Linked DNA regions of Homo sapiens: regions 1 and 3 are each linked to region 2. A link is a loop called in an ENCODE intact Hi-C map of the cell type or tissue named here. Cell type or tissue: endothelial cell of umbilical vein. All regions are shown on one strand. Each heading gives the region's core, and the rest is flanking DNA. Links, peaks and the distances in the headings are about the cores only. Region 1 overlaps MIR4307HG (MIR4307 host gene). Region 2 holds the start of NOVA1 (NOVA alternative splicing regulator 1). Region 3 overlaps NOVA1-DT (NOVA1 divergent transcript).

Region 1 (10,675 bases), core at 3,153-8,152, 320 kb after region 2:
GCTTGCTTGTTTGAGAACATCTGTTGTTTTATATATGGACTTTTTTTCTCAATTACCTATCTGTATCAGTCTAACTGTGAATAAGTTGTAGAGAACAGATTGATGTTGCTTCGACCTCTTTACCTAACAATATGACTGCAAAGACTAATTATTAGATGGGAAAGCTGACAGTTTATTCTCTGGAAGGGCTGGTGATTGGGATTGTAATGATCTTGAAAGATATTGTTGCAACTGTACCACTTCCACTGTTCCTACTATTCCTTTTTGCCTCAGATGAGGTGGCTCTGAGATAGGAGTTACAGCAAGGAAGTGTTAACATGATTATTATTACTAAGTTACTTAGCTGAATATGAAAAATGACCCACTGAGGATTTTTATATCTTCTAAGATCTGAGTGAGCCAAAAGGTAATCAAGAACACCCTGCACTGATGTAGAATATGGCCTGCTTTAAGTCCACTTTAAATAGCTATTCATTTTCTCATCCTTTCATTTATCCAGAGGCACTTATGGAATATCCGTGGTGTAACTGACCTTGTTCTAGGTACTTGTTCCCTGTTTTGAGACATCTCCTGGAGATCAAGGTCTTTGGAAATGTGGCACTGCTCTTGCTACTTCATTGTTCTATTCTTGATGTGACATTTTTGACAAAATTTTAAATATTCATTTCTAAAAGATATAATAATTTTGTGGTAAATGAAAATAATATGAAAGCCTTTGCAAAATACTAAGGTCAGTGGTTTTTCTATGTAAAAAATAAAATCATAACTTAGGGGTGGGATAGACAAGGTTCCCCAAAGAAAGTACACATGCTGAACTGTTAAGATGTTTGAAATAAGAAATCTCACTAGCAGTAAGCTGGAAAGAGTAGCGATACTATCTGAATATAGATTGGAACTATTTTAGAATACAGGGTAAAGAATACGGTTTCTTAAAGAAAGAGATTGGTCTTTATATGTTTGTATTTCAAAACGTCAAGCTTAATAAAGAACCAAAACTAGTCCCATTGAGGAATAAGAAGTTGTCTGTTATTTTGCCAGTATTCTAATTATTATATCTATTATATCCAAAAATCACATGATATCTGTACAAAAGAAAAGAAAAAGACAATGAACAATACCTGAACTACAATTCTACATGTCTTTATATATATATATGTATATATATAAATAACAATTTTCTCTCTATAGATTACAATTCTACATGTTTGTATATATGCAAATATATATACATATATGTTTTATATATACACATACATATATATATATATATATATATATATATACACACTACAAAAAGGGAGAATTCACTTCAGAACACAAGCAAATCTCTTATGGTATTGAACACAAATCTGAAGCAAAAAAAGTATCATTCAAAAAATATTTGAGACCGTTAACAAGAAACTTGAGTAAAATGTTAAAACACAAAAAACAAAACAAGATTAATACTCAATACATTGGCCAGCCAAACAATAATATATTTTATGAGATAAATATTTCTTACATATTAAACAATAAATAATAAAAATTAAAATTAACCAGGGGACAGAAATTAAAAAAGAATTACACCTAAGAATGCTTTCAATAGGATTGTTATTGTCAGACTAACATAAAGAAATTAGAAAACTTTGGGCTATTTAATGAGCAGGATATACACATCATTATAACCACTATGCATACATACGTGAGTTCAATTATTTCTCTCTCTGATATTATCAACCTCATTTCATGATGCTAGCAATTATCATAGTAGCTAGCATTTATGTTTACTTACTATGTGTATGTTCTTTATACAGTATAAACGGCATGCCAGATATTCAAATAGCAATGCCACCTTGGCAATTCTGTGATTAAATCTGTGTTTTTTACTAAGGTTCAGAAGCTTTGGAATATTCACAGATGATATACTGTACCTTATATCCTTATAGATGATTAATAAGCATGTTCTACTAAATGAAACAGGATAGAAAGGAATAATTTTAAAATTTGAGTCAAGTATATTTATGTAAATTTAATTCATATATAATTTCTCCTGAAAACTAGGCACTGCTCTTAACTTTACTTAGTATTTTCCTCTTTCCTTGACTCTCTCTATGCTAGACGATTCCTTATTTCTCCATAAAACTAAGAAAACATATGCATCAGCATATCTTACAACCAGTGGATACTAAGAGTTAATTTATTGGCACATTTCATGCAAAATTAATAAGAATGGAGGAGAAATAAGAGCCTGAGTGTATTAAATTTTCCTATTAGACTACTACCTGATTTTTGTAGGCCTAGTCATATATTTCTTGGGGATAGAGCAGGGTATAGGACATATTTATAGCTATTAAATATTTATATTTAAAAAGAGAAAGTAAGTACATAAGACCACTGTTAGAAATTTTAGAATTTGTTAGTTAAAAAAAAAAGAAACTTTAAGAAACAGCTGTTTTTGTTTATGGTTTCATTCTTCCAGGAGATAAATCAGATTTAGTGTGGATCTGTGAAAATAGCATTGGAAGTGGAATCAGCAAGCCTCAGTAGGAGCTCTAAACCCTTCAGGAAATTACTGAAAGTTTAGTCAGGGTGCTTTACTTCTCTAAGCCTCAGTTTTCTTATATTTTATACAGAAATGATTATTTTTGTTCTGAGAATCTTAGCTAGTTATTATGAATAATGATAATAATATAAATGAATAATAGAAATGGAAACTTCATGCATTATAAAATACTACAGTAGATTCAGAGCAAGTTAAATAATAAAGCTGATTGAGAAGTTTTGCTGAAAGTGTAGCCTTCCTGGTCCAGAATACACCAGCTGAAATGTCTACTCAGAGAAGCTATAGACAGAGTAACTAAAAGGGTATATATCATTCTTAGGTCAAGAAGGGAAGCCAGAAGTCAAGGCCACAGAAGACACAGGAAACATCATTTCCAAAGTGGGAGACAAAGCTGTTAACAGGAAATTATTTGTAAAGTCAAGAGCCAAGCAAAACAGAAAAAGGACAAGAAATCTATCACCTGTGGGTATGAATGGTTCTAGGGAAGTCTGTTGACAATTGGAGGGTCTCAAAGGCGCTTTATGGTACTTATTTTATGACCCTGAGTCTGGAGTCTGATGAATTAAAGAGGAAATTCTGCTCTGGGCAACATTTAAGAGATAGTATCTCCAGGCAGTAACTTTCGTATTAACTCTCATAAGATTGATGCCATTCTGTCATCTAAAGTGTGGACAAAAGTAGCATTAAAGCAAAATGAAAGGATATACTAATCTTTGCATAGTTAATTTATAGCAATGCGATCTTTTAATCTATGTTTTTCTTTTTGGTCTCCTTGGAAAGCATGGTCATGCAGAGCAGTGGTTCTCCAAACTTTTCAGCACCAGGGACTGGTTTTGTGGAAGGCAACTTTTCCACATTCTGGGGTGAGGATGGGGGATGGTTTCAGGATTCAAATGCATTACATTTATTGTGTACTTTCTTTCTATTATTATTACATTGTAATATATAATGAAATAATTATACAACTCACTATAAGTGGGACCCCTGAGCTTGTTTTCCTGCAACTAGATGGTCCCATCTGGGATGATGGGAGACAGTGACAGATCATCAGGCATTAGATTCTCATAAAGAGCAGGCAACCTAGATCCCTCACATGCACAATTCACAATAGGGTTCATGCTCCAATGAGCATCTAATGCTGCCACTGATCTGACAGGAGGCGGAGCTCAGGTGGTAATGCCAGTGATGGGGAGCTGCTGTAATACAGATGAAGCTTTGCTCACTTACCCACTGCTCACCTTCTGCTGTATGGCTTGGTTCCTAAGCCGTACGGGCTATGCACTGGTACTGGTCAATGGCCCGGGGGTTGGGGAACCCTGATGCAGAGTTTACCTGTAGATTTAAAATAATCTATACCCCACAATTTTATTTTAAGATGAATGCTTCAAGATTACAAGCCAATTAATTTAGCCACATAGGGCACTTATTTTAGTAAGACAAAAAAAAAAATGACAACACAAAAACACCAAACTCCTTTTATTTTTAGAATCCAACAACTATAAACTTAAGTACACAGACAAGTTTTATATTTTTATCCAGTCAGAAAGCAAGTTCATGATGTTGGTTCTAGACATTAAAACTATTGGTTGTTACCAATCACATGAAATAAAAATAATATCAGCAAATATATGAGTTAAAGAATTATACTTTATTAGGTACTAAAGGCCACATAAAGAAGGTCAATGCGATAGTTCTGCTTCTCATTTTAAAGAAAATACAAACAATTCAAATGTCAGTTCAAGCTAAAAGAGAAAAAGCACAAGACTGCACATCATTAATTACTTTGTAAAAAAAAGTACTCAAAACATTTTGCATTCCTAGCAGCCAATTATAAGAGTTCCGATTGCTTTTCATTCTCATCAGCATTTAATACTATCAGTATACTTTAGTCATTCTTATAAATCTAGTAGTGGAATCTCACTTCAGTTATAATTTGCATTTCTCCAATGACATTAAATTGATGTTCTTACATTGAACATCTTTTCATGTGTTTATTTTCTATCCATATATCCTCTTTAGTGACGTGTCTGTTCAAGTCTTTTGCCCATTTTTTAGTCAATTGTTTCCTTCCAGTAAAAAGTGTAGTGAGTATATATATTTTCTAACAAACTCTTGGTTAGATATATGCTTTCAAAGTATATTTTTCTTCTCTATAGCTTGTCTTTTAATTTTCTTACTAGGGCCATTAATGAGGGAAACATTTTTAATTTTCATAAAACCCATTTATCAATTCCTTTTCTTTTATGTGATGTGTTTTTGTGTCATCTTTAAGAGCTCTTTACCTAACCATAGATTATAATGATTTTCTTCTATGCCTTCTCCTAGAAGTTTGAAGTATTACATTTCATATTTAGATCTGATCCATTTTTGAGTTTTTTTTTTTGTATATGGAAAGAGCTTTAGGTTGAGATTCTTTTTTTTTGCATATGGTTGTCCAATTGTTCTAACATTATTTATTGACAAAATTCATTCTCTATTGAATAGTTTTTGCACCTTTGTCAGAAATCAATTGGACATATTCGTGTAGGTCTGTTTCTTGACTTCATTTCATTGATCTATGTGTCTATCTTTTCACCAATACCACAATATCTTGATTACTATAGCATTATGCTAAGTCCTAAAATCAGATAGCATCATTCTTCCCACTTCATTTTTCCTTTCCAACATTGTTTTTCCTGTTCTATTTCTTGTGTCTTTTCAAAGAGATTTTAGAATCAGATTCAGAGTTGCATCCCTTTGAGCTTCTAATCTCCTTTTTTTTTTTTCATTCTAAATTTCTACAGTATTCATTAGGTGAATTGACTACAAAATGGACTGCACTGAAAACACATCACATGATTTCATCGAGGAGATAGGAAACTTGAATCCTTACTAATGAGAAGGAAGTTAAGTCATATTAATAAAACTAATAATATATCAAAGTGATTTTCAAAAATTGCACTTAAGTATTAAAATTTATCCCAGGAGATATACTACAGAATAGTTTCCTGAAACATGAGAGTTGTTTTTTAAGAAGGGAAATTATGAAACGCTTGTATGCTAGAATAAAAAGCTCTGTTAATAACAGAACAAAATGAACATTTAAAAAATGTTTGAAAGTACTGTGAACCCCTAGGGAGCTTATGTGTATGAGAAGAGAGGAAAGAGTAAGAAAGGGAGGGGCTTCCAGTAAATTGACTGAAGGAAAAGTACTAGCCATTTAATCTGCCAAACTAAACAGGCATCTGATGTCCAACAGCTTTGGGAACATTGATCCCCTTATTGCACTGGAGCCCTTGAGTCATTTGCAGAGATTTGATGACTTGCTTTATCGCCCCCTGGAGACATATAAATAGAACAACAAGTGCTTTCCCTGAGAAGATTATTAAGGGAAGTGAAGGGTATTTTTGACAAAGAAAAGTACAGAAATAATAAAGGCCAGATTACTTACTATCTACCTATCTATCTATCTATCTATCTATCTATCTATCTATCTATCTATCTATCTAGTTATATATATATATATATATAGTTATATATATTTTTTTGAAATGGAGTCTCACTCTGTCACCCAGGCTGGAGTGCAGTGGCTTGATCTTGGCTCACTGCAACCTCTGCCTCCTGGGTTCAAGCAATTCTCCTGCCTCAGCCTCCTGGTAGCTGGGACTACAGACACATGCAACCATGCCTGGCTAATTTTTTGTATTTTTGTAGTAGAGACGAAGTTTCACCATGTTAGCCAGGATGGTCTTGATCTCCTGACCTCGTGATCCACCCGCCTCAGCCGCCCAAGGTGCTGGGATTACAGGCATGAACCACTGTGCCTGGCCATACTTTATCTATTTTTAACTATCGCACCTTTTTAGCTGTCATTCAGCTTGGTCCATGTGATGTTTTACTAGATAGACTAGGACATATAAGCAGAGATATTTTAAAGAAATATGCAAATGAATCTTTCCTGGAGAAGCAAAGGTTAAAAATAAAAATAAAAAAACAGTAAACTCTGAGCATACTTTAAATTTTCAAGTACTGTAAAGCCCCCTTTACATAATGTCCTAATATATCGTATCCTCACATAAATTTTTCTGAAAATCAGTGTAGGCATAATTTTGTGATTAGATTTTTTTTCTCACAGGAAGCAGAAAGTACATAGTTCATTTTTCCACTTTGTAAGTACTATTATACATACACAAACGTTTTCAGGCAATGGTAACTTTCATCCTTGTTTTTCTAACCCTCTTCTCTTTTGCTCTGCAGAGATTAGTTATAAATAAAGAACATATAGCCAGCTACATTACATTCCTAGATGCCTGAGTTTCTATCAATAGTGCAATTTTTTGATGAAACACATAGAAAATATCAACATGGCAAACTCTGAGATGTTACCTGGCGCCCTTCCACCAAAAAGGATTTCTACCTCCTTTTCAAGACTGATTCATCTCTAGTTCACAAACAATCTAGCACTGAAATATTTCAGGTACCCACTCCTCTGAGGTCATTGTAAAAGCGAAGAATGAGACAACACCATATAAAAGAAAATTGTGTCACCTTTTCAGCAAATAAAAAGTTCAGTCTCAATTTCGTGCTGAAGTATGAAGCACAGTCCCTGAAGAGACAGCCAGTTTGGTTTGTTATAGCAGGATTTGTAACTGTGGAGGTGGAAAACTTTTTCAATCTATGAAAGATATTGTGAAACATTTACTGTGAAAAAGCTGGAATAATACCAACCAAAAGCTATAAAAGTAAGAGGGGGGAGGCTTAATTTGAGAAGTTTTACACTCTTTTATAAGAACGGCTCCATTATTCTTAATACAGACAAAGGTTGAGTCAAGTTTGTGATGCAGTAAATGAAAAGTTCAGCTCATCTCTTCAAGCGAATCCATACAGATTCACAGCATTCGTTTCTCTCCCTGTTCTTCCTTGCCCTGCACTTCTTCATTTTGATTAGCTCGTTCCCTTAACTGGTGAAGCAAACATTTGTCCTTCAAGTCCAATAAGTTCTAACTGTCATTAATCACAAGTTTCTTTAGTGAGTGTTTAAAAATTCTAATCAGGAGGGGAAGAGTGCTAAAGAGAAAATACGTGGCACTCTCCAGAAGAGAATCAGGGTCAAAAACTAGACAGCTAAGTTTGGAAGTCTCAGATAATTGAAAAACAAACAAACAAAGAAACAACAATCAAACTATAGCTCTCATAGTTTTGTTTTCAAATAGATGTATACATTAAAAAGTCACTTATGTTCCTTTTTTGTGTAGATTAATTTGGGTAAACTGATTGAGTGTATAAATTGAATTCTGTCCCCTTTGTCTAGCCTGCACGCCATCTTTAATGGTAGTAAAGATGTATGAGGCATTAAACAAGAGGCGATAATTTTAGAGAAGAAATCAAATGTCAGAGATTTCAAGAATTAAAATGCCAAACACAAATTAACATTTACAATTTTTCTGTATCTTCACACACAGATTATTATTTAGTAGTTATAATTCTATTAGTGCCTAAGTCTTAGGGGCTGACAATTAGGCTCTAAGGGAGGCATAGTATAATTAGAGTCATGGACTAGTGGAGTCAGGATTACCTCTACTTTAGCTGGAATCTCTTTATGATGTATGAATAGCCAGAATAAGAGGCATTTGAATATCCAAATATTTCATGTGTAGGCATATTTCTAATCCCTTTACAAGGCACCCCATGTAAGCTTCTATTTCTTTTCCCATTTCATTTCAGCCATCATTTATTGAGTTCTATTAGGCATTAGGTAAATATCAGGCTGTGTTAATACAAAGAAGAATACAAATGCTTTTAAGGAATCTCTGTCATTAGGAGAAAGGAGTAAAAAGAGAGAGGGGCATAAAGTAGTATTTTATTGCAATATTCAAAGTGTCATTAAAGGGTTGTATAGGATATCATGAAAAATAGATGAATTGTGTTTAACCTTACAAAGGAGAGGTGTTAGAAGACTCTCTGGAGGAGGTGACATATGGTGCTGAGTCTTAAAAGACAGGGTGTTGATTACCAGGGGAAGAGAGAATGGCATGAGTATGTCTATTTAAGGCAGATGGAAGAGTTTGGATAAAGGCATGTAATCATGGCTTAGTATGATGTGTTTAGTGCTTTCTAAATAGTTGTTATTGCTAAAGTGCAAGGCACACGGGAGGAGGCAAAACTAAAAAGCAGATGGGATGAGGCCATGCAAATCATCATATGCACATTAAAAATTTTAAGTTTTTAGATAAGTTGGAAGTATTGAAGGATTTTAACCAAGTGAGTAATATCAGGTCTATGTTTAAGGTAAATCAATCAATTGGTAAAGTGGAGAATGTATCTGAAGGGTATAGAAGACAAATATCAGAAGTAGATTCGAACATCCTAGGCCAAAGACGATGAAGGTCTAAATTGGAAGGTTGGATCCAGAAATAAGTGGTTGCCCAGATTTGATGCATAATAATTAAACAAAATTGACAAGACTTGTAGATTATATATACAGGTAAAGGTAAGGTCCTTATAAACAAAATACCTGAGATTTCTCACTAGGTGTCTGAATTGTTGGTAGAGCTATAAATTAACGTGGGATTTAGAAGGGAAATGATAAGTTCCATTTTAGATATCTTGAATTTAAGAAACTCCTGAGACATAAAAGTGGAGAGGTTCAGAAGTAGAGTAGATATACATGTTTAATTTTCTCAAGAGAGATCCTGGTTAATGCTGAGTTTTGAAAACGTAAGAACATACAGCTAGAGTTAAGGTAAAAAATGTGGTGATCTTTCAAGGAGAAATTTAGTATAAGAAAACTCACTCAGTGGAGAGGAAAAAGTTGAGTGCACTAGCTTTTAAGAAATAATAGAGTCAAAGTAAATTAAGATTATTTAGAAACAAATTACAGGAGTTTGGTGTTACAGAAGTGAGAGAAATAAAATGTTTTAAGCAATAGAGAATTATCCATAACATTAAAAACAGCAGAGGGAGAAATAAAAATTAAGACTGAAAATGTCTGTTGCATTAAGGAGTCAGCATTGACTGGGTTAGGAGCACAGGAACGCCCCATTTTATTGTGCTTCACACATACTGTGTTTCATCTAAATTGAAGGTTTGTGGCAACCCTGAGTTGAGTAAGTCTGTCGGCTCCATTTTGCTGATAGCATGTGCTCATATTGTGTCTCTGTGTCATATTTTGGTAATTCTTGAAATATTGGAAACTTTTTCATTGGTATTATATATATTTTAATGATCCGTGATCAGTGATCTTTGATGTTACTATTGTAATTGTTTTGGGGCACCACAAACTGCATCCATGTAAGAGAGAAAACTTAATCAATGCTGTGCATGTTTTGACTGCTCCACCGATTCACCTTTCCCTCATCTCTTTCGCTCTCTTTGGGCCTCTGTATTACCTAAGATGCAGCGATACTGAAATTCGGCCAATTAATAACTCTACAATGGCCTCCAAGTGTTCAAATGAAAGGAAGAATCATGCACCTTTCACTTTCAGTCAAAAGCTAGAAATGACTGAGTTTAGTGAGGAAGGCATATCAAAAGCCAAGGTAGACAAAAGGCTAGGCCTCTTGCACCAAACATTTGGCCAAGTTGTGAATGCAAATGAAAAGTTCTTGAAGGAATTAACAGTGCTACTCCATGAGCTGCTCATGGAGCAAGGAGTAATTTTGACTTTCCACTCTTATTACTGAAGAAATACATTTTGTAAAGTGATGGTTGCCATAGATAGTGATTCCTCGGATGAATCTGGGTAAATTTAAAATCTTCTGGAAATAATTCACCATTTTAGATGCTATTAAGAATATTTGTGATTCCTGGGAGGAGATCAAAATATCAACATTAATAAGAATTTGGATAAAGTAGATTCCAACCCTTATGGTTGACTTTTAGGGGTTTAAGGCTTCAGTGGAGGAAGTAACTGCAGATGTGGTAGAAATAAAAAGAGAACTAGAGATAAAATTGGAGCCTGAAGATGTGACTGAATTGCTGCCATCTCATGATTGAACGCATGAGGAGATGCTTCCTATGGATGAGCAAAGACAGTGGTTTCTTGAGACAGAATCTACACCTGGTGAAAATCCTATGAACATTGTTGAAATGACAACAAAGGATTTAGAATTTTACATTAACTTAATTGATAAAGCAGTGACCATGTTTGAGAGT
Region 2 (10,675 bases), core at 2,936-7,935:
AAGGAAATTATATTGGCTATAATTTCTTTAAAGTACCTATCGTTTGAGTTAAAATGTATTAAAATGTCCCGAGTGTGTCTGTATTCTGTGTTACACATCCTGAAGAAAGTTTCCGAAAACACACTAGTATTTTAACTAAACCTTACAAACACAATTACATTCTGCTTAAAAACTTGGGTAATTTGAGAAAATCCATTAGGTTATACAACTAAAGTAGACTTTTCCCCAAATATGCTCTTACCAAATGAGAAACAGAAAAGGGGCTTCATGAAATAAACATTAGGCATATTTGTTCCAGTAGATTATGACAGTCATAAATATACATATATATAGCTTTAAGAACTTCATATATGTATGAAAGACACAAAAACGGGCTTCCAAATGATTTCATTAATCCTCTAAGAAATTCTTTATAACTTGATGATATGATCACAGTTTATAATTTAGCTCATCTGAGATGTACAAGGTAAGTGTCCCTTACGTACATCTGAGTAAGAGAAACTGAAAAGCGCTCAGAGGCTATGTTGAAGAATACCGGGATCTTAAAATTATTCTGAAGACTTGTGGTCAAGTGCGAAGAGAAAGACTATTAAAATTAATGTCTATCTGAAGCAAAGAGATTATCTGTCCAAACAGGTAATAATCCAGTTAAAATTGTATTTTAATACAAACTGTTCAGAATTCTTTAAGCTTCTTATAAACTACGAGGCTTTATTTTATCCTTAAAATTGATCCCATACTGTGTGATTGGTTTCCACCTGTTACCGGTAAAGTATAGACTTCTTTTATCCAACATTTCAACTCACATTTGATCAGGTTACGTCACCACACACACAAAATTTTATTCAACGCATTCCAGCTTTCCATTTTTTTCCAACAGATATTCTTGCTCTATACAAATAACATGCCTCAGAACTATAAATAAAATAATCAATTTCAATGTAATAAGCAAAAAATGTACAACTAAGTGGACTAAAAACAAAAGATCTAATTCTCAGTGCACCCTTTCCAACCCACTGAAAATAAACTATATTCAAATGAAAAGGCATTTAATTTACTATTTGGAATATCCTTGATAAACACCAATTTTCTGTAACATCCCTGCACATCTGATACCACCTCATGTATAATGCAAAAAAGCTATTTCATTTTCATCTATTGACAGTGAATTTAATTTACCATTGCAGCTCTTTTCCTAGAACTATCACGTTATTAATTCTGCAATCAAGCTCTTTTGAGTGCTTTTATTTGTACTAAGGGTTTTCACAATTCCACATTGATTTTTTTTATCATAATATACCTTTTAAACATATGAATGTGAATATGTTAGCAAACTTTCTTAATGCATAAGGAAAGTTTCAGAGACAAGGAAAGCCATCTGCAAAACTACACTCATAGGAAACAAACTTTAGAGGAACATCGTGTCTAATATATTACTTTTTAGTTTAATAAGTTTAATGTTTACAAAAAATACTACATTTAATTTGTAAAACTAAATGATAGTTTCAACCATTCTAAAACCTTCTTATCCAGTATAATGGTCCATTTCTAATACCAAGTGATTGGCTATGAAAAAGAAGTCCTCCAAATGTTCTGCTTACATTCATGCCAGATGTCTTTGCTGTATTAAAGAACTCTTACTGAATTAGATCACTGAAAGCAAATCAGCTTTTCTTTTCCACCAGGAAGAAAAAAATTAAAGCAGTATTGGTTCCCTCAGCACTGAATTAACGTTTTTGACAGCCATAAAGATAAAATAACCTTTAAAAAAATCACAGAAAGCTAGATTTAAATAAAAGCAAATCAGCTGATAATGTTTTATCTAGGAAATGTACTACTCAATTACAGAGACTTTTCCCTTAAACCTAAAATACATATAGTGATTAGCAAAATGTAAGAAAAAAATAGAAAAAGATGGACATGCAGAACTATTTAACACTTAAAAAGGCATACTTGAAAGTGAAAAACAAAAAATTTATACCACCAAGGAAACTTCCCATATTCCAGTAGGTTACTGTACTACACTGTCAACATATTTAATCAAATTTAGCTCTTAAGTTAACATGAATTCTGAAGCATTATTTTACTTCTTGCATAACAGTATAAATTTCCTTATATCAATTGCATTAAAACTGCAATATTTAAAAAATCTGAAGAGGCAACACTTGTCCTCTTTACTTCACTCCAAGGCCAACAAACAAAGCAATGAAGCAGAAAGAGGTACATAATGGATTCAGAAGTAAATGGTCCATTCTTTAAGAAGCCTCCCTACCCCCCTCTTCTGAATTCACTCTAAGCTAATTGTCATTACAATGATGTCTGAAAACTTCAGAAGAACCCTATTTCCTGATGCCAGCTGTCCAGGTTTCTATCTTTAAATTTTTGAGTTTTTTTGCTAATAAGAATTATTCAGAAATACCCGAATCATCTTGCAACTGGTCTAATTCACATACACGGTACAACAATTATAGGAAAAAGGCATAATCAACAATAGAAATAATCTGAAAATTTTTCCACAATATATTCCTATAAAGCAATATCTAAATAAAGTCTCCAGTATTGTTTAAAAATTCTTTCAAGACAGCACACAACACAAGTAGATCTTTCTTTCCTGTGGGGAGCTCATCAAACAATCTCTTCACCATTGCACCTACCTGGGTAAAAATCTTTGGACTTAGACAGCTTGATGGTGGCTCCAGTTTCTTTTTGCAACTGAACAATTGTCTGTCCTCCCTTCCCAATTATAGATCCAGCAGCATAACTAGGTATGAGAACCTTTAGAAAATACTGGCCGTCTTCTGAAAAATGCAAAGAAATATACTCGGTTAACACAGTATTTCAAACTTTGTATCCCCTCTCCACCCTCAAGAGAGAAAAACAGCAACTAAAGCACTGGGTATATAACTGCAGGAAATATGAAGTTAAACATTTTTTGAGAATGAAAATAAGCCAATTACATTGAAAAACAAACAGGTACAAAATGTTTCCCATTTTATAGGATTTATACTTTCAAGCTTGGAATTAAAATATAAACATATTCTATTATTTTGCAGCACTGTAAAAACTGATGACTAAATTCCAGTTGTTATTCCAAACATGGAAATCTTCCAATTCTATCTGTGGCAAAATGAAATGAACTGACCCTTTAACAAAACTTCAGAGGTTTATAAGATGACAAACCTTCACTTAACATATTAAAAAAGAAGAAAAGCCCAGGACTGTAAATAGTGATGAGCTATATTTATTTGTCATTAGCAGACACATAAGGACTACAATTAGCCATTGCCTATATCCTACTTAAAGTCCGCAAAACAACCATTCTCCTACCAAATAATCCACCCAAACTGTGGGGTGTATTCCAAGTCTTCAATAACTGCCAGGAAATAACTCAGTGTGGTGGACTGGCAAATCTAACTAATCCTAGTGCATTTCTTTAGCACTTCTTAGTCTACCGTGATCTCGTTTAAGCTCATTAATTAAAGGACCTTAAGAAGAATTCTGCCAATACTAAAAAGCTTAGGAGTCATTTATATTAAATAGGCTTAAAAGTGACAAAACAGGTAATGTTCCTTTCCCAAAATAATCACAACTTTTAAAACGGAAAGGGGGTGGAAGAACCAGGAAAAATAAAATGAAACGTTTTAGAAAATTAAGCCAACTCCACAAACTTTAATTTCCGTCAACTTGATCACATCTTATACAGGAGACACCCCGGTAAATCCAGCTTTCTTAATGTGAATGAATGTTCCAAATGTTGTGGTGTGCCACTCAAAAGACCCCCATCCGTCTACAATGCATATGCTGGAGATAAATTCACCTCTGCTTCGATGCATTGGGTGCATTGTTAAGATGATTCCAGTGCAAATGAAGAAGCGATATCGGTCCCGTTAAAACTCATCTTCCAAGGAAGCGCAGGATGTTAACTAACAAGTCACCGTTCCAGACACCCCCACCCTCGTATGCACCCCCCTGAAGACAAATCAATGAAATATTTGCACCGACAATCTAAGTGCGGTAAGGGCATGCACTCATCAAGATTTTGCATACTACTTGTGGCCCAAAGCAAGAGGATGGAGAGAGGAAAAACTCTCCGGCGCCCCAGTCATTCGCAATCCGCTACCCAAGTGCCATTTATTTATTTATTTTATCAGACTGTTAAACGCAGCGCGCATCTTCGGGCGGCCATCACCTCACTCCGGGGTCATCCTCCTCCTCCTCCTGAATGGACCTTCTTGCCCAGGTCTAGGATATTTACATGGTCAACCTCTGGACCGATTAAATGGAAAGATAGGTCTATTCCGAAAAACTGGTCGCCATTTTGATGAATGATAAACACAGAAATGGAAATGTGTCGGGGACACCTAGGCGCGGGGCAGGTGCAGGGGAGGGGGCGCGGGGCAGGGGCGCAGGGGCCGCCGGGTTCGGGCTGGAGGTGTCCGGGCCGCGGGAGGGAGGGAGGGAAGGAGGGAGGGAGGACGGCGAGGGAGGGAGGCAGGGGCGGGCGGCGGGGGATGGGGCCAGCGGGGAGGTGGAAGCGATACCCACCGCCCGTATTGGTCCTCTTGGTGCTGCCGGCTTCAGGGGGGGCTTCCAGCGGCCTTTTCCGCGAGTCCGGCGGGTCCAGGTCTATGGGAACCCCAGTGTGGGTCCCGTTCTGCTGGATGGGAGCTGCCGCCATCATGTTTGCAGTTCCTGCCGCTGCTACCGGGAGAAGGTTCTCCCTTTTGTTTTGGCTTTTTCTTTTCTTTTTTCTTTTTTTTTTTTTTTTTTTTTTGCGTTTGGGGTTTCTTAAGGTTTTTTTTTTTTAATCGGATCAATATAAATCTCTTTAGGAAAAAAAGCAATGTTGCTGGTTTGTTCTCACTGGGGAGGGGGCAGGGCTGAGGAGCAGCTGCAGTGCAGTGTCAGAAAGGAGACAGGGGAATGGAGGGGGTGTGAGAGACGGAGGGTGAAAGAAGAAGAAGAAAGGAGACAGGGGGAGAGAGTGGAGAAGGGAGAGGGGCGAGTGAATGAGCGGGAGGAGGGGACCGGGGAGGACAGGCAGAGGGAGTGGGAGAGCGCGAGGGCTGGCGGGGCGCGGGGAGAAGCCGAGGAGGAGGGGAGAGTGAGGGAAAGAGTGAATGAGCAGGAGGAGGGGAAGGAGGTGGATGCCGAGAGAGGAGCGAGCGGCAGAGGAGGGCAGGAGCCGGGAAGGAGCGCGGCGGTCCCCGCGCCGCGCTAGCGTTGCGCTCGCTCCCGCTGCTGGTGCTGCCGCCGCCGCCGCTGCCGGAGCGGTTCTGCCGTTGCCTGGGCTGCTCGGCGCTGCTGCTGCTGCCGCCCGGTCTCGCTCATTATTTCTCCCGCTTGTTGGGGGGGGCTGGCGGGGAGGGAGGGGGGTGGCTGTGAGGGGAGGGTAGAGAGGGGTTGAGTTCGTAGACTCCCACACACTTCGCGCTCGGGTCCCTGCCTCTCAGCAGCGCCGCCGCCTCCCAGCGCCGATGCTTCAGCCGGCGGGGCGGCTGAGGGGTGAGGGGGAACTCCGCGGGCGGGGGCGAGGGAGCGTGTGTGCGCGAGCGTGTGCGCGCGCGAGGGGAGCGCGTGCGCGGTGAGGACGCGCGCCGGCGGTTGGGGCGGGGGCGGGGGCCGGGGCGCTCCTGTGGGAAGGGAGGGGTGAAAGGTCGCTGGTCCCCGGCAACACGGCTCAGGCAAACGTAAGCGGCTTGTCGCAGAAACCAAGGGGTCCACGAAACGCGCTAGGCTAGAAGGCGGGAAGGAGAGATTACTGACAGCCGTGCCAGCCAATAAAATAGAAATGTGAGAAAGGTTCTTCGGGCCCCTTCCCAATCAGGAAACTTGGGTGATGAGGGGCAGCGAAGGGGTGGGGTGGGATCTTGGTCCAGCTGGTACTGGAGCGGCGACAATTTTGGCTAGTCTAAGAAGGGCATTCGAGTGACCGTTGACAACGGGTGGGACAGCGTCAGAGCTGGAGGGAGAGCCAGCACTGTATGCTTCCAGGACTTCTTGCTAGGTGCATTAGTTTTTATTTTTAAGAGTTGGGTAAAAGACATTAATTAGTTAGCATCTCACTCATCGGCGATTTTCTACGGTATGATTTCATCCAAAGAGGATTTCTTAATCGCACTGTGTGACACCGTTAGGGGACTTAGAGTGTCACTCGCCGCCTTAAATCCTTTCGGGAACAAGCCAGGATATAAATAAATAAAGCTAGGTGTGGGTCTTCCCTTCACAAGGCGCTGGTAGGCAGACTAAAGACAGGCAACAGCTGAGTGTGCACACAGAACTAAATATTGAACGAAATACGAGTGTCGGAATAAAATTCATTGCCATGTGCACGGCTTATGATTATACAGATCTTGGACATATCACGGACCTGAACGTCAACCCTGCAACACCGGATAAAACATCTAATGTAGCTGGAATAGACTCTGAAAGGACGTTAGGCATTATCTAAATCAAGTCCCTCATTTTACAGATGAGTAAACTGACTCAGTGAAGTATTTTGCTCAAGGTCGTTCATCAAATTAGTAGTTTAATTAACTCAGTGTTCTAGGAAGCAGGGTAGTAGAAAAGCATGGGATTCGGAGTCTGAAATCTTCCTTGGTTTCTGGTCCTTGTAGGCTGTTTTACAAGTGTATCTTGGGCAAATCCCTTAACGTCTTGCCATTTATTAAGGGCTTACTTACCACGTGGCAAACAATCCACTTTGCATGCTGTGTCAATTACATGCAGTATGTCGTGTAGTTATTACTGTCCCCATTTTATGAGGTAGTTTAGGTTTAAAGATATTAGAAATTTACCCAAAGTTACGCAGTTATAAACATTGTAGTAATTTCAAACTCAGGTCTTCGTGACTGCAAAGGCTGCTGTCTTAAGTATTGTAATACATTAGAGCTCCGGATTCCCTCCCACTCAAAACAGAGACTGAGACTCCAACCAATTTCCACCATTATTGGGAGTCAAACGAGAGAGACTGTGGCAATGTATTCTAAGCTGTACAAAGGTATAAACATATTCACTAGATTTGTAGAATGAAGTTATTCCTTCCCTATACTTTCCACTACAACAATTCAGCCAAAAAGATGGCTTTCATACTAAGCATAAGAAGGAACTTCACTGTAATTATGATATTCTAACCAAGAATATATGCATATCTAGGCAATAACCAAAGTGAATAGAATAAAATTTAATTCCTGATAGATTAAATAGGCAATAGCAAGGAATGCTAACGCTCCTCATAGCGTTCTTGTTGGAAGAATCATCTAGGAGGCATTGGGATTTCTGGTGCTTTTTAAGCAATGAGAGATATCAGTCCACTGAATGAGGAAGAGAATAACGTTTAGTTTCGGACTAAAAGTTCATCTGGACTACGGAAAACACGTTTGCCTCAATCAGTGAAGAAGGTATGCTGAGAGCTGAAAGAAAAGGAAAGCAGGTAAGTTAGTGCATATTGGAAAAGGTCTATTAACCAAAGTCCAAAATTTTGATCCGATGTGTAATGTTATGGGAAACCACTATATAGCCTTCATGACCAAAATAAAGAGGAATTAAACATACAATTGGGTACAAATGGAGCTGTGATGAGGAAAAAAGGTTTGGAATAAGTATGTGGTATTCAAGATAGTAAAAGGCTGATGCCAGACGTTGTACAAAGTGTTCAGTGTACAAAATTATGTAAGGACGTTTTTAAATGAAAAATTACAAAAGGGCTGGTATTTGGCACTAGATTGTTTTAAAACAGTAAACAACAGTGGACAAAGATATTTGAAGGACAGATAACTCAAACATATTACACTAAAGCTCGAGCAAAGTATTCAGTAGAATGTAATTTTGAATTGGAGAAAGACTGAGGTTAGAATTGGAAAACCTTAGTTTAACAAATTTCTAAAAATAAAATATATCTAACATAGTTTAGAAAATATTTGGCATTGCCATGCATCAGTTAAGTTGAAAAAGAGCTTGTAAGTTAAATTGCTTTACAGATACATGCTATTAAATAAAAGTCACACTGTATTCTTATAGTATTTATTTGACCCTTCTCTGATTTCTTTCTTCAGACTTAATATTTAAATACTATTATACCTATCACTCCATGGGGCCCAGAAATGGTAGATATAATTTTTAATGTGGATGGGATGCTGAATGGTAACTTAGGTATGATATGCCAGGAATCACAGAGACTATCCCAAGACCTAGTCAGACATCAAAGTATCAGTCAGCTACGAACTATTAATAATCTGGACAATGAAGATTATCAGAGAATACATTCTAATTAAGCTTCCATTTTTTAGTATATTTTGTTGTTTTTTTAAAAAAAATTATACTTCTACATCATTCTTATTGCATATCCCTATAATTCTGATTAAATGGACATCACAAACATTTTACCCTTCGTTTTCTGCATTTTGTATCAGCTAATAAAGCTGAATAACTAAAAATGTACAGTAGATCTCAGTTTATTAATATTTGGTATGATATACCTTTTATGCTACAAATAAACTGTTAGAATATACTTTTTAAAAATATAATAGAAGCGTTTGACCTTTTCTCCAAAAAGAAATACAATTTTATTTTTTAATTAACAAAGCAATTCAGCTCTACTAATTTAATAATATTTATAACACCTTAAGACACCATAGAACTTGTGTTAGTTATAAGCAACTATGATAGAAAATGATATTAATATGAATAAAAAAATCCCTGTTCTTTATTGTCTTTTATTGAGAGAGTTTTCTTCCTGTTTCAGGCTAAGTAATATAGACATAAGATTTTCTATTTTCAGTAACAATGATTGGCTTTCAAGACAAAGGACAGATAGTTGATATCCACAGATATCCCTAAACTCACTTTGTCTCCATTCTCTTGCTTTTCCTACAATCGATCCTGTTACTCAAAACATAATACAAAACATAAATACTCCCACTACTTGAATGTCTCTTGAACGCTTTGGGAAAACATTTTCTGAATTTGTGTCTCACCAGAAGCAGACCCTGATTTAAAGATTCAAGTGCAAGCAATGTATTTTGGAAATAATTTCAGGAAGCACAGTAGGACATGGGAAGTGAGGCAGGGAAGGGAAGGAAAGCAAAAAAAAAAAAAAAAAAAGTGTAAATTGCCAAGCAAGTTGTCATTGTTTTTAATCTCACTGTGATTTTCTTGGAGCCAGTTTAAAACACTAGCCCTAGAACTATCCCACTGGAAGTGTGAGAAAGCTGAGGTATATATGTACTAGCTCCCTTCAGCCATTGGTCAAGATCTATTCCTAGTGGCATTAACTCAATTCATGCTGGCCAGTCTTCAACTGCCAGCACTGCATCTTTTTCTGAGCACTTTCTCTGGTCACTGGAGTCTGCGCTGCCCTTACACAGGCTGGAAACAGTGGGGCATTAATACCTCCTGGTGTCAGAACATCCCCACGGTGACGGAAAATCAGGCCAGTGGGCCCTAAAATGATAGAGCACAGACATATGAGTGAGGCTCTACCAGTTCGTTACAAGTATCAACCTAAATTTAGGGGAAAAGAAAATGAGAAGACTGTTAATAGAAGGTATTGTTGGGAATTAAATAGTAAGGATAATGAAATAATTTGGAAAGCTTGAAGTACTGAAAAAAGAAGGCTTTATAATTTCTATAATTCAAATACTGTAACCAAGCACTGAGTGTAAAAAGCCTGAATAATTTGTTTTCTCTGGGCTCTTCACAAACAAATTTTTAATTTTTTAAGGTATAAGTCATGAAGAATCAATGTATGTATTCTGATTTTGTTGTTGTTATTGTTTTGTTGTTGCTGTTCAATGTAGCACAAAGAAAATAGGAGCAAATATATACCAAAAGATACATGACCTATCCCAATTCTTTTATAACAAGTTCTATAAATAGACGTATTGATTAGAAATACTTTTCTAAGATTTCACTAATAGAAAAATTATTTATTGTACTTTACCTTGTCAAAAATTAAACAGTTTTCATGTTTCTCTACTTAATAATAAATTCACTATTGGTGGATATGTTTATAAAAGTATGAAAGCTCACACTAATTTATATAGAGAGATAAATGTGTTCTATACTATTTCAAAGTCCCCAAATCTTAATATTCCAATTGTAAATATGTCATCCTAATAGATATGTTAGGATTAGAAAGAATACTAAATTCTTTGGCACTGAATATGCTTCCTTGGTTTCTAATGGATCATTAATTTTTCTAGCACTTTTTCTAAATATTATGAAATGTATCATTTCGTACTTTACACACTTGACTTAAAGGCAATAAATCTGAACTAAGACTACACAGTGCAATAAAAAAGAACTTCATAATAATTGTATAATGGTTATGTAAACATTAGGGGAAGCTGGGTGAAGGGTACAGGAGAACTTCTACTATATTTGCAACTCCTCTTTAAGTCTAAAATTATTTCAAAATAGTTAAAAAAGGAACCTTGAATTGATGATCTGGTTATGACTCTTCCACGCACTAACTTTGTGACTTACAGTAGCTTAACTTCTCTGAATTTTAATTTTCCCATCCATATAATAGGAGACTTGATAGATGCTCTGTAAGTTCCTTTTTCTTGAAAAAAAATAGTATATTTTCTACCATTTGTAGAATCTGACAAAGAATATTATCAAAATCAATGTACATAATATGTACCTTACCAGGTATTTTTAAATGAGTTAGCAG
Region 3 (10,675 bases), core at 3,610-8,609, 130 kb after region 2:
GCCACACTGACTTCCACAATGGTTGAACTAGTTTACAGTCCCACCAACAGTGTAAAAGTGTTCCTATTTCTCCACATCCTCTCCAGCACCTGTTGTTTCCTGACCTTTTAATGATTGCCATTCTAACTGGTGTGAGATGGTATCTCACTGTGGTTTTGATTTGCATTTCTCTGATTGCCAGTGATGATGAGCATTTTTTCATGTGTCTTTTGGCTGCATAAATGTCTTCTTTTGAGAAGTGTCTGTTCATATCCTTCTCCCACTTTTTGATGGGCTTGTTTGTTTTTTTCTTGTAAATTTGTTTGAGTTCATTGTAGATTCTGGATATTAGCCCTTTGTCAGATGAGTAGATTGCGAAAATTTTCTCCCATTTTGTAGGTTGCCTGTTCACTCTGATGGTAGTTTCTTTTGCTGTGCAGAAGCTCTTTAGTTTAATTAGATCCCATTTGTCAATTTTGTCTTTTGTTGAGATCTGTTGGTTTAAAAGTGTGTGGCACTTCCCCCTTGGCTCTCTCTCTCTCTCTCCTGCTCTGTCATGGTAAGATGTGCTTGCTCCTCCTTTGCCTTTTGCTGTGATTATAAGTTTCCTGAGGCCTCCCAGCCATGATTCCTGTACAGCCTGCTGAATTGTGAGTCAATTAAACCTCTTTTCTTCATAAATTACCCACTCTCAGGTATGTGAGAATGGACTAATACAGGTCTCAGTATTTACTCAATTATTTTTATTTTACTTAAGGACCACAGTTCAATAATTCAAACCATGTTTTTCTTGGCTAAGTTGTACTGCCTGGTAAAATTTGTCATTGATTTATAATATATTTTGAGCCAGAACATTATACTTCCTAAAATTTCCATAGGCGATATAACTTTTTGTTTTTCTTTTTCAAAAGCAGAAAAAACATAATGTATTGCAGAGGGAAATCCATAATCAATAAGGCCATTTCTGCCTTATTTTTATTTTCATCGAAGTTAAACAGCTTAAAATTTTCTTGAAAATTTAGCCAAAATTTAAATATAATTTTATAGACAAAACTTGAAAAAATGATTATATGTTTAGAAGAATAATTAAGGAATAACTGAAGAGTATTTTGAAGAATAACTAAAGAAGCTTTGAAAAATAAGGGTATTAACATGAATACTTTATAGCTGGGTGTGGTGGCTCATGCCTGTTTTCCCAGCACTTTGGGAGGCTGAAGTGGGCAGATCACTTGAGGTCAGGGGTTTGAGGCCAGCCTGGCCAACATGGTGAAACCTCATCTCTACTAAAAATGCAAAAATTAGCCAGGTGTGGTGGCACACACCTGTAATCTCAGCTACTTGAGAGGCTGAGGCAGGAGAATCACTTGAACCAGGGAGGTGGAGGTTGTGGTGAGCTGAGATCACACTACTGTACTTCAGCCTGGACCACAGAGTGATACTCCATCTCAAAAAACAAAACAAAACAAAACCATTTATAGTTTAAAAGTATTCAACAGAACAAGCAGGTTAGTGAAAATAATAGTACATGAAATAGAACCATGTATGTAGAGAACTTAACTATATAATAATATTGACCTCTCAAGCCAGATAGAGGAAAGAATAAAACGTTGAATAAATACTGTTGGATCAACTTGTTAACCATTTGGGAAAACAGTACCTATGACACCTTGTATCTTAGTCATAAATATAAAAGTTACACAAATTAAATTATTTTCAAAGAAAGCATAGTCAATTATAAGGTATGATGTTGTCATAAACTCATAGACTGTGTGTTCAGTTGTTTTATAACTGGCTGTTTTATTTGTAGAGAACATGTATAAAATAAATACAAATGCATGCACAGGTTGTGATCTTTTATTAAGCGTGGCACATATGGCTGTGGCATTGTACACAGTTGTATAATTTTATATCAAAGTCATGTGCAAGCCCAAATCTAAAATATACACTTGTGAACTACAACCTTCCTAATCAATGACTCTATCATAAGAACTTCAAATATGTGATTTATTGTGAAAGTAGCAAAACAAATGGATTAACTTAAATACTCAAATCCATCATTGTTGCTCCAATGTGTTAATATTTTAAGATATTGTAGGACAAATTTTGTGTTAATTAAACAAGTGATAACTTCACAAGCTTCAGTAGCCTCATCCGTATAATACAAATAATAACACCTTCCTCATTGAAATTAAATAAAATTGCATATATAAAACACAGTGACATGTAGTAGGCACTTAAATATTAATTTTCTTCTATTTCCCTGTTACCTGAATGCCTGTGCACTGCCAGTGAACACGTACTACACAGTAAGATTAGGTTAATCTGACTATGACCCATGCAAGTAATGGGATTTTAATCTTTGATATGGGACAAATGGAAGTTAATGAAGTCATAATTTTTTCCTTTTGTTGATATTAAATTATTACAACAATTAACCCAAAGAACCCACACAAAGAGTTATTTCAAATGCAACATCAGGAGATGCCCAAATCCAACATTTCATTTTGATTTCCTATAGCTCTGACCTGAATGCTCTAGCTTATTGAGAAGAATTTTGAAAATTCAAAAGTTAGAAAATTCACTTTTGTATTTCTGTGCACCCAATTTGGTTTTAACACAAAACTAAACAAAATATCAAATCGTTATTGCCTAATGGTCTTGCTTTAGTCCTTCACAAATGCTGTTCTGTCTTCCTGCGGCATTCTTTCGACACTGTCTCTCTCCTCAATCTAGCCACCTGAATCCTACTTAACCTGAAGTTTTCACTTAGACATGATTTTGCTGGGATATCTTTTGTGATTCTACCAAACGGGTAAAATGTTCACCCCTTTTATGTACTTCCACAGCATATTGAGCTTCCCACGCCATTTCTCAAATTGAATTCAAATTACTTTCCTTATATATCTGAAGTATTGATATGTGCTAGACAGCAAGCTCCCTGAGAACAGAAACCTCCTGTATTGATCACCATTGTGTCTCTAAAGCTGTGCATAGTACAGGGTACAATATAAATATTCAATTAATATTTTTTGAATTGAGGCTAATTAGGAAAAGAAAATGGCTAACTTTGGAATTCAATTCAACATAAAATCTAGAAAGAGAATTGTGTAAATCTAAACTATTAATTCAGCTCAGCATTTGAGAGCCTGCTATGAATTTTAAGCTATTAATTACACTCATTCTCTGTAATGAGGATTTGCAGTTCTGAAGAAAAGCTAAATGATGCCTTGTGAAAAACATTCATTGCTCTGTAACTGTTTAATGAATAGTTTTATCACCAGCGAAATTATCAGCTTTGATATCTGGAATCAAATCTTAGACTATCCTGTCATCCCTTACAAACACACTCAGGAGCCTCCAGAAGTATTGTGTTAACCTATTACATGGTTAATCTATTAACCATGAGATGTATGTTACTAAGTCATTATCTGTAAAACAAAATTCTACTGTTTTTGCTGTTTGCCTCATTTATTGATATTTGTCAACATTTTCTGAATTAAAATTTCAAGAACCACATTTGTATATGGTTCTTGACAGAAAAAATGCAAGAGAAGGTTTTTTTTATGCCTTTTAAAGCTTGTAATCAAATTAGGAACATTTTAAATACTAAAACTGATTTTTGGTAATTTAATTTGCCATTACTGTGGATTATTGCAGATTACCCTAGTATACTGCAGCTTAACAGCCAAGGAAAAGATAAGTAGGAGAGAAAAAGTCAGGTGGTTTCAAGGATAAAAGGCTTCCCAAAGAAGATGAAGTTTACACTATGAGTAGTAGAAAATATACCCTCCATTGCAAGAAACAGAAAGTCCCACTCGGATACAAAAATAAAGGGAATTCATCAGCTCCTGTAACAAGAAAGTTCAAAGGTAGATCTGGCTTCTGAAAAGAATTCATCCTGGGATACAAAATGTCATCAAGGATCTGGCTCCATTTGTTTGTAAGCTTTTGTGTCTGCTGCCCTCGGCACGTTGGCATCATATTCAGGCACCTCTCTTCTGGAAACAATAATGATTACAGAATTCCAAACTTCAAACACTCTTCTTACTCTCCAGAGGCTGAGTTATCCTGGGAGAATTTCTGAATGAATTACTGTGGCTTGTGGGTATGGAGTGCATATGCCCCATCCCTGGCTTTGAGAGAGAAGTAAATTCCTCAGAAGATTCTGTATCTCAAATGAAAACAAGATGCTAATAGGAAGGGGAAAGGGGAAAATTGGCGCTGAGAAGGCAACCAATAAACATTGGCTGCACTTGGCTTTGAAGGAAGTGAAGAATACAGGCTTGTATTCTTGTATCTAACTTGTAAGTTTAGATTCCAGGCAGAAGGAGTGATGTGGCAATCAGTAAGAAAAAAATCATGGAGATGATTTTTAGCCAGAGTGTAAAGAAATAGTTATATATTGATGAATTATGTGATCGAAAACTTTTATATGGTCTTGAAGATTAGATTAAAGATGCTAAGTTTAGAAGTTATATCATGGAATGGATACTCTAGTGTAAAATTTGCCCATTGAGACTAATAATTCTCCCCCTCCACCTGCTTTTCATGGATATAGCAGCCAGTAAAAGCTATTCCAAAGATACGAGAACAATTACCAAGACCCTTTTAGTTATGTATACAAAAAGCAATAGTCTTAGGGATGGCTGAAGTTACCTGAGTGCAGATGTTGTAGACTAGGAAATTAAGTATAGCTTTCTTGATATGCATTGTAACCATACTGGTAGTTTCATCTGCAATTTCTAAAACTCCTACTATGGAAAAACTGTCATGGAACTGATCTCCTCATGGCATAGCCATACACAGTTTGAGTTGTTGATGTTCACAGCTGGCAATATTTTTAAGACTGAATAATTACAGAATTTGTTGATGTTAGGTTCTATATTCCAGTGTAATTATCTTCTTGAAATCAAATTAAAATATACTTCTGTGACAGGTAGAAGGGCTTTGGTTGAAAAGAATACACCGTCTCCCTATTATCTAAGGTGGTCTCCCGAAACAGGAAATAAGGTCTAAGGATATGTGTTACACCTTGTTGGGGGAAAACAAATATAAGTTTCTTGTTGTATTCTGTGACTGTTTTATTCTGGACTAGGAACTGTGCATAGTCAAAGTATTCCCACTGGTTAGGAGTAACCTGGTTTTTAATCTCATTTTGACAGCATTGGAAATGGATGGGGAGAAGGCCTGATGAAAATTACTGAGGAAGCCTCTTAGCCTATGTGCTCTGAGAGTAGTGACACCTAGCAGTCGTTGTAAGTAGTTCCCCGTTTGCACTTTACCTTCATTTTTACGCAAATCTTTAGTAAAAACTATGTATCTTAAATATATAGTTTCATCTCTGCTGAGCCATAGGAAATAAAAATGGGTGTATAGCTTATGCCAGGCCAGTGCTGAGAAGAAAACCAATAAACATTTAGGGATGATTCTGACTAATCCTTCAATGCCAGAGCAGTGGTCTAGCAATGGCCCCCACTTGAGGACAGCTGTGAAAAATGGAGGCCTAGTCTTAGGAGGGTCAGCAGCAGTAATGGAGGCAGTGGGGCCACCTGGTGGAGACACTGGAGAGATTGAAATATTCCAGACTATAATAAAACACGCAGAAATGTTACTGAGTAGAGAAACAAGGCTCTCTGAAGGGACATAAGTAATTGGGACATTCTGATGGGGATTATTAAACAAAAATATAATTTATATCATACTCAAAGGCTGGCAAGGTAAGGACATTTGGCTAATAATATTATAAGGAGCCAGGGTAATAATAGTATAAAAAACAGTACTGGAGGAGCATCATATAATACCATTAGTCATGTATAGGGTAGATCATAAGGCAGAATAAACTAAAGATCAGGGTGACCAGTGGAAGAGTGAATGAGAAATAAATACCATTAATGGGTTTTAAATTCCTCTGTTTCAAAAGAATCTGCAAACTTTAGGGTTGAATAAAAATGTGTTTTGTGTGTGGTGTGAGCCGATGGTAGTTGAAAAGAAAATAGTTCAATCTGGAAAAGAAAAATAAATTAGAGAATAAGCTCTAAGATCTAGATCCCTTTTTCCATTTCTTGCCCACCACAGTTCAGTCTAGATCTGAAAGTCACACTAAGTCCCCCCTTCCAAGAACACTGGCATGATTCACCAACACCATGATTTAATTTGGTCTCTCTCTACTTAGAAGCAAAGTTTGATCGGAAAAACAAAACTGAATGTTTCCTTATCATGGCCATGTTTGTACTTCTTAAACTATGGAAGTAATTTTAGGAGACACGTAGAGTATCCAACATCATTCCTCTTTCTTTCTTTCTCTTTCTTTCTTTCTTTCTTTCTTTTCTTTCTTTCTTTCTTTCTTTTCTTTATTTGCTTTCTTTCTTTCTTTCCTTTCTTTCTTTCTCCTTCCTTCCTTCATTCCCTCCCTCCCTCCTTCCTTCCTCCCTCCCTCCCTCTCTCTGTCTCTCTCTCTCTCTTTCTTTCTTGAGACTTCTTTCTTTCTTGAGACAGGGTCTCACTCTGTCATCAGGATGGAGTGCAGTGGTGCAATCTTGGCTCACTGTAACCTATGCCCCCAGGCCCAAGCAATTCTCGTGCCTCAGCCTCCCGTGTAGCTGGGACTATAGTCACATGCCACCATGCCCAGCTAATTTTTGTATTTTCAGTAGAGATGGGGTTTTTCCATGTTGCCCAGGATGGTCTCAAACGCCTGGCCTCAAGTGATCCACCCACTTCGTCCTCCCAAAGTGCTCCAACATCATTTCTATCCCCAGTTGTATTTTAATGGGTATGATGAATTTGGGAATAATAAATTATATTTCTAAATGTCAAGTTATATCTGTTTCTCTTAATAGGAAACAAAAACCTAAATAAAACAGTTTATATTTCCCATGGAATAATTGTATTAGACCCTGAAGGGTTTTTTAAACATTAAATTAATTAAAACTTAATTTCCAAATTGAAATATAAAATTTTATGTACTTATCATGTACAACATGATGCTTTGAAATATATGTACAGTGTGGAATGACTAAATTAGCAAATTAACATGTGTTACCTCACATACTTATCATTTTATAGTGAGAACACTAAACATCCACTCTCTTAGTGTATTTCAAGAATGAAATCTTTTACCTATAGTCACCATGTTGTACAATGCATCTCTTGGACTTATTCCTCCTATCTGACTAAAATCTGTACACTTGGAACAATACCTCTCGAACCCCTTCCTCCACCCCAACTACTCTAGCTCCTCATAATCACCATTCTACTCTCTATTTCTATGAGATCAACTTTTCAAGATTCCACATATGGAGATATATTAGTCTGTCTTCATAATGCTATAAAGAACTGCCCAAGATTGGGTAATTTGTAAAGGAAAGAGGTTTAAGTGACTCACAGTTCAGCATGGCTGGGGAGGCCTCGGGAAACTTACAATCATGGTGGAAAACAAAGGGGAAGCAAGACACCTTCTTCACAGGGTGGCAGGAAGGAGCAGTACCAAGTGAAGTGGGAAGAGCCCCTTCCCTTATAAAACCATCAGGTCTCATGAGAACTCACTCACTATCATGAGAACAGCATGGGGGGAAACCACTTCTATGATTCAATTACCCCCACCTGGTGTCTCCCTTGACACATTGGGAATATGACTATCACAATTCAAGATGAGAATTGGATGGGAGTACAAAGCCTAACCATATCAGGAAATCATGCAGTTTATCTCTCTGTACTTTGCTTATTTCACTCAACATAATTTTAATATGTGTGTTAAGTGTGTCTTAAGTGTTTTTTATTAAGTACAGTGCTGAACCAGAGGGAGAATTAAAGATTTAGGTGGCCTTGCTATGATAAGATGACAGAAATTTGATATGTGGTGTTAGCTAAGGTTTAATATTACCAAATACTTTTGACAAATTTTGAATTACTGGTTAATTTACAGCTGCCCATGTGCTTCATTAGCTAGAGAATATTTAGCTCCAATTTCAGAGATCATTTTCAGTTTTAGTAATTATAATCCCTCTATGATTTAATTTTTATCATTTGTCTGTGGGTCCATGACACAGAAAAATGGACAAAATATTGTGTGCAATTATATTAAAGTGACTTTTAAATAATGTAAAACACAGTGGAAAATTAATATTTTCAAATAGGAGAAATCCTTGTGTTACTATTATAAGAGTTTTGTTTTTTTAATTAGCCTAAAGTCATTAAGAATCTTAGATAACATTGTCTTTTCCAATACTACTTCTTTAGAAGAATTCAAATTATTTTTGCTAAATATCTTTATTAAAGATCTAATCTTAAAGTATTTAAGTTGCTAAGTGATGGTAGATAAGTTGGTGGTTTCCTATTTTCTCTAATGCTAAAGTTAAGGATGATAAAAGATATTTCAAAGTACTTTAAATTGTGCAGGAACATTTTTTTGAACAGCTTGACAATATTGTATATTCATAAAATAGCTCTTTAAAAAACAAATTTGAATATTTCTTTTGCTAACAACTTTTGTGACTTATATTTGGGAAATGTTTGGAAAATTCAATAAAAGCAAACATTATTATAAACAAGTTTCACATAAAACTTGGTAGCATAATTATATTATTAGAGGTAAAGTTTTTCTCCTTTCTCTTTTTCCTTCTCTCCTCCTCCTATTAATGGAAATAACTCCATTTGGATTGAGAAATAAAAATGTCAGTCTACTACAACATTGTAGTGTAGAGTTATCTTAGATATATGAGTTTTTTAGCTCTTGCCATATGCAAATGAAGAGAAAAGCATGGATGATAATTTTCTTGAGGGCATGGTGCCTGTCTTTTATTTATTATATTCTCTGTGCTAACATAGTAGAGCATAATAGTCACTTCTGTTATGAATTCCAGTAAAATAACCATATAAATATAACCCCGAACCTCACTTCTGATTGCTGGTTTAAACTTAAGACAAGGTTTAGGCTGGGCATGGTGGCTCACGCCTATAATCCCAGCACTTTGGGAGGCCGTGGCGGGCGGATTATGAGGTCAGGAGATCAAGACCATCCTGGCTGACATGGTGAAACCCCGTCTCAACTAAAAATACAAAAAAAAAAAAAAGGTTTAGAATTTCAGGATTCCTTGACTCCTTTTATAATATTAGTTAATTTCATAGTATTTTTCTTGATCATTCAGGTTAGTTATCATGTCCATTATTTTTCATTGTTTTCTGTTAATACTTTATGTCTTTTCTAATATAACCATGCAGTTTCCTGGACTTAGCATCTGGAAATAAATTTCAAAATTTTGAAGTGATTTTCCACCGTTTTTTAAAGCAAAATATTAAAGTTGACTTTTAAGTAGAGTTTAATTTCTTTCTGTGACAGAAGACCACTTAAATTATCCTAAGACAATGGATGTGAACAGGCACTTTTCAAAAGAAGACATACATGCAGCCAACAATCAAATGAAAAAAAGCTCTACATTACTGATCATTAGAGAAATGCAAATCAAAACCACAGTGAGTACCATCCACACCAGTCAGAATGGCTACTATTAAAAAGTCAAAGAGATTGCAAAGAAAAAGGAATGCTTATACACTGTTGGTCAGAGTGTAAATTAATTAACCACTGTGGAAGACATTGTGATGATTCTTCAAAGACCTAAAAACAGAAATACCATTCAACCCAGCAATCCCATTACTGGGTATCTACCAAAATCAATATAAATTTTTCTATTATAAAGACACCTGCATATGTATGTTCATTGTAGTACTATTTGCAATAGCAAAGACATACAATCAACCTAAATGCCCATCAGTGATAAACTGGATAAAGAAAATATGGTACATATACCATGGAATACTATGCAGCCATAAAAAATGAATACGATTATGTCTTTTGCAGGAACATGGGTGGAGCTAGAGGCCATTATTCTTAGCAAAATAATGCAGGAAAAGAAAACCAAATGCACCATATTCTCACATATAAGTGGGAGCTAAATTATGATTACACATGGACACATAGAGGGGAACAACACTCACTGAGGCCTATTGAAGGGTTGAGGGTAGGAGGAAGGAGAGGATCAGGAAAAATAACTAATGGGTACTAGGCTTAATACCTGGGTGACGAAATAATCTGCATAACAAAGCCCCATGACGCAAGTTTACCTGTGTAACAAGCCTGCACATGTGCCCCTGAACATAAAAGTTTAAAAAATGTCCTGAGAATATATCATTAAAAATGTTATTTGAATATCACATCTTCTTGTATAATGATTATGGATGAAAAAGCAGGCAAGACTTTTTACCACTAGCTTTGGATGACTTAGAGGAGAAAGTGAGAGTTGAACTGTCTTGTTGATTCCCTAAAGTGAGATAAGTTCTTTCTATATGAAGTTCCTGAACATCATGACTGATGTTAGCTTTCCTAATGGACTTTGATGAGATTTTCATGAAAGTTTTTATGTTCCTAAGTTTCATATGATTTCATATGAAAGCATGATTGTTTAAATATAAACTAATTTCCATAGATATATGATAATAGATAAGTTATTTTCCAAAGCCTATTTTGTTTATTCCTTTGCTGGAACAAACACCCAGGCAATGAGTCAACACAACCAATAAGAATGTTCTCTTTTTCCTTATAATTTTTAATGAAAATATTTATAATAAGGAATAATTTGGAAAAATTCAGCTCATAAGCTAATAGAAGTTGACATATCCATCACTTGCCTTATATGAAACC

What was found. Hi-C counts contacts between places; a loop is a spot of excess contacts. Peaks named below come from ENCODE experiments on the same cell type or tissue, not always from the same donor. Only the 100,000 strongest peaks of a DNase experiment are listed, where the experiment ranks them.
Region 1: a loop joins it to region 2, with 3 times the contacts of the local background. A loop is called at or near these places in 5 of 110 quality-filtered maps.
Region 3: it touches region 2 in a loop (7-fold over the local background); 2 of 110 quality-filtered maps call a loop at or near these places.

Annotation. Positions count from the first base shown.
Region 1 is chr14:26,911,496-26,922,170 of GRCh38, forward strand. It overlaps MIR4307HG (MIR4307 host gene), which reads left to right. Exons shown (of 4, transcript NR_110041.1): 4 at 2,862-3,248. Among named protein-coding and RNA genes, the nearest start is that of MIR4307, 8.2 kb to the left of the region's middle. In endothelial cell of umbilical vein, for the core only: a CTCF peak has its summit at 5,860 (motif pointing left); no DNase peak of the experiment used is centred there; H3K27me3 peaks cover 145 bases.
Region 2 is chr14:26,592,756-26,603,430 of GRCh38, forward strand. NOVA1 (NOVA alternative splicing regulator 1) reads right to left here and starts at 5,278. Exons shown (of 5, transcript NM_002515.3): 1 at 4,546-5,278; 2 at 2,655-2,798. The coding sequence starts at 4,681. NOVA1-DT (NOVA1 divergent transcript) reads left to right here and starts at 5,892. Exons shown (of 7, transcript NR_147061.1): 1 at 5,892-7,432. In endothelial cell of umbilical vein, for the core only: no CTCF peak of the experiment used is centred there; a DNase peak (open chromatin) is centred at 5,746; H3K4me3 peaks cover 2,703 bases; H3K27me3 peaks cover 645 bases.
Region 3 is chr14:26,725,923-26,736,597 of GRCh38, forward strand. The region is part of intron 3 of NOVA1-DT (NOVA1 divergent transcript); the gene reads left to right. Among named protein-coding and RNA genes, the nearest start is that of LINC02293, 78 kb to the right of the region's middle. In endothelial cell of umbilical vein, for the core only: a CTCF peak has its summit at 5,499 (motif pointing left); no DNase peak of the experiment used is centred there.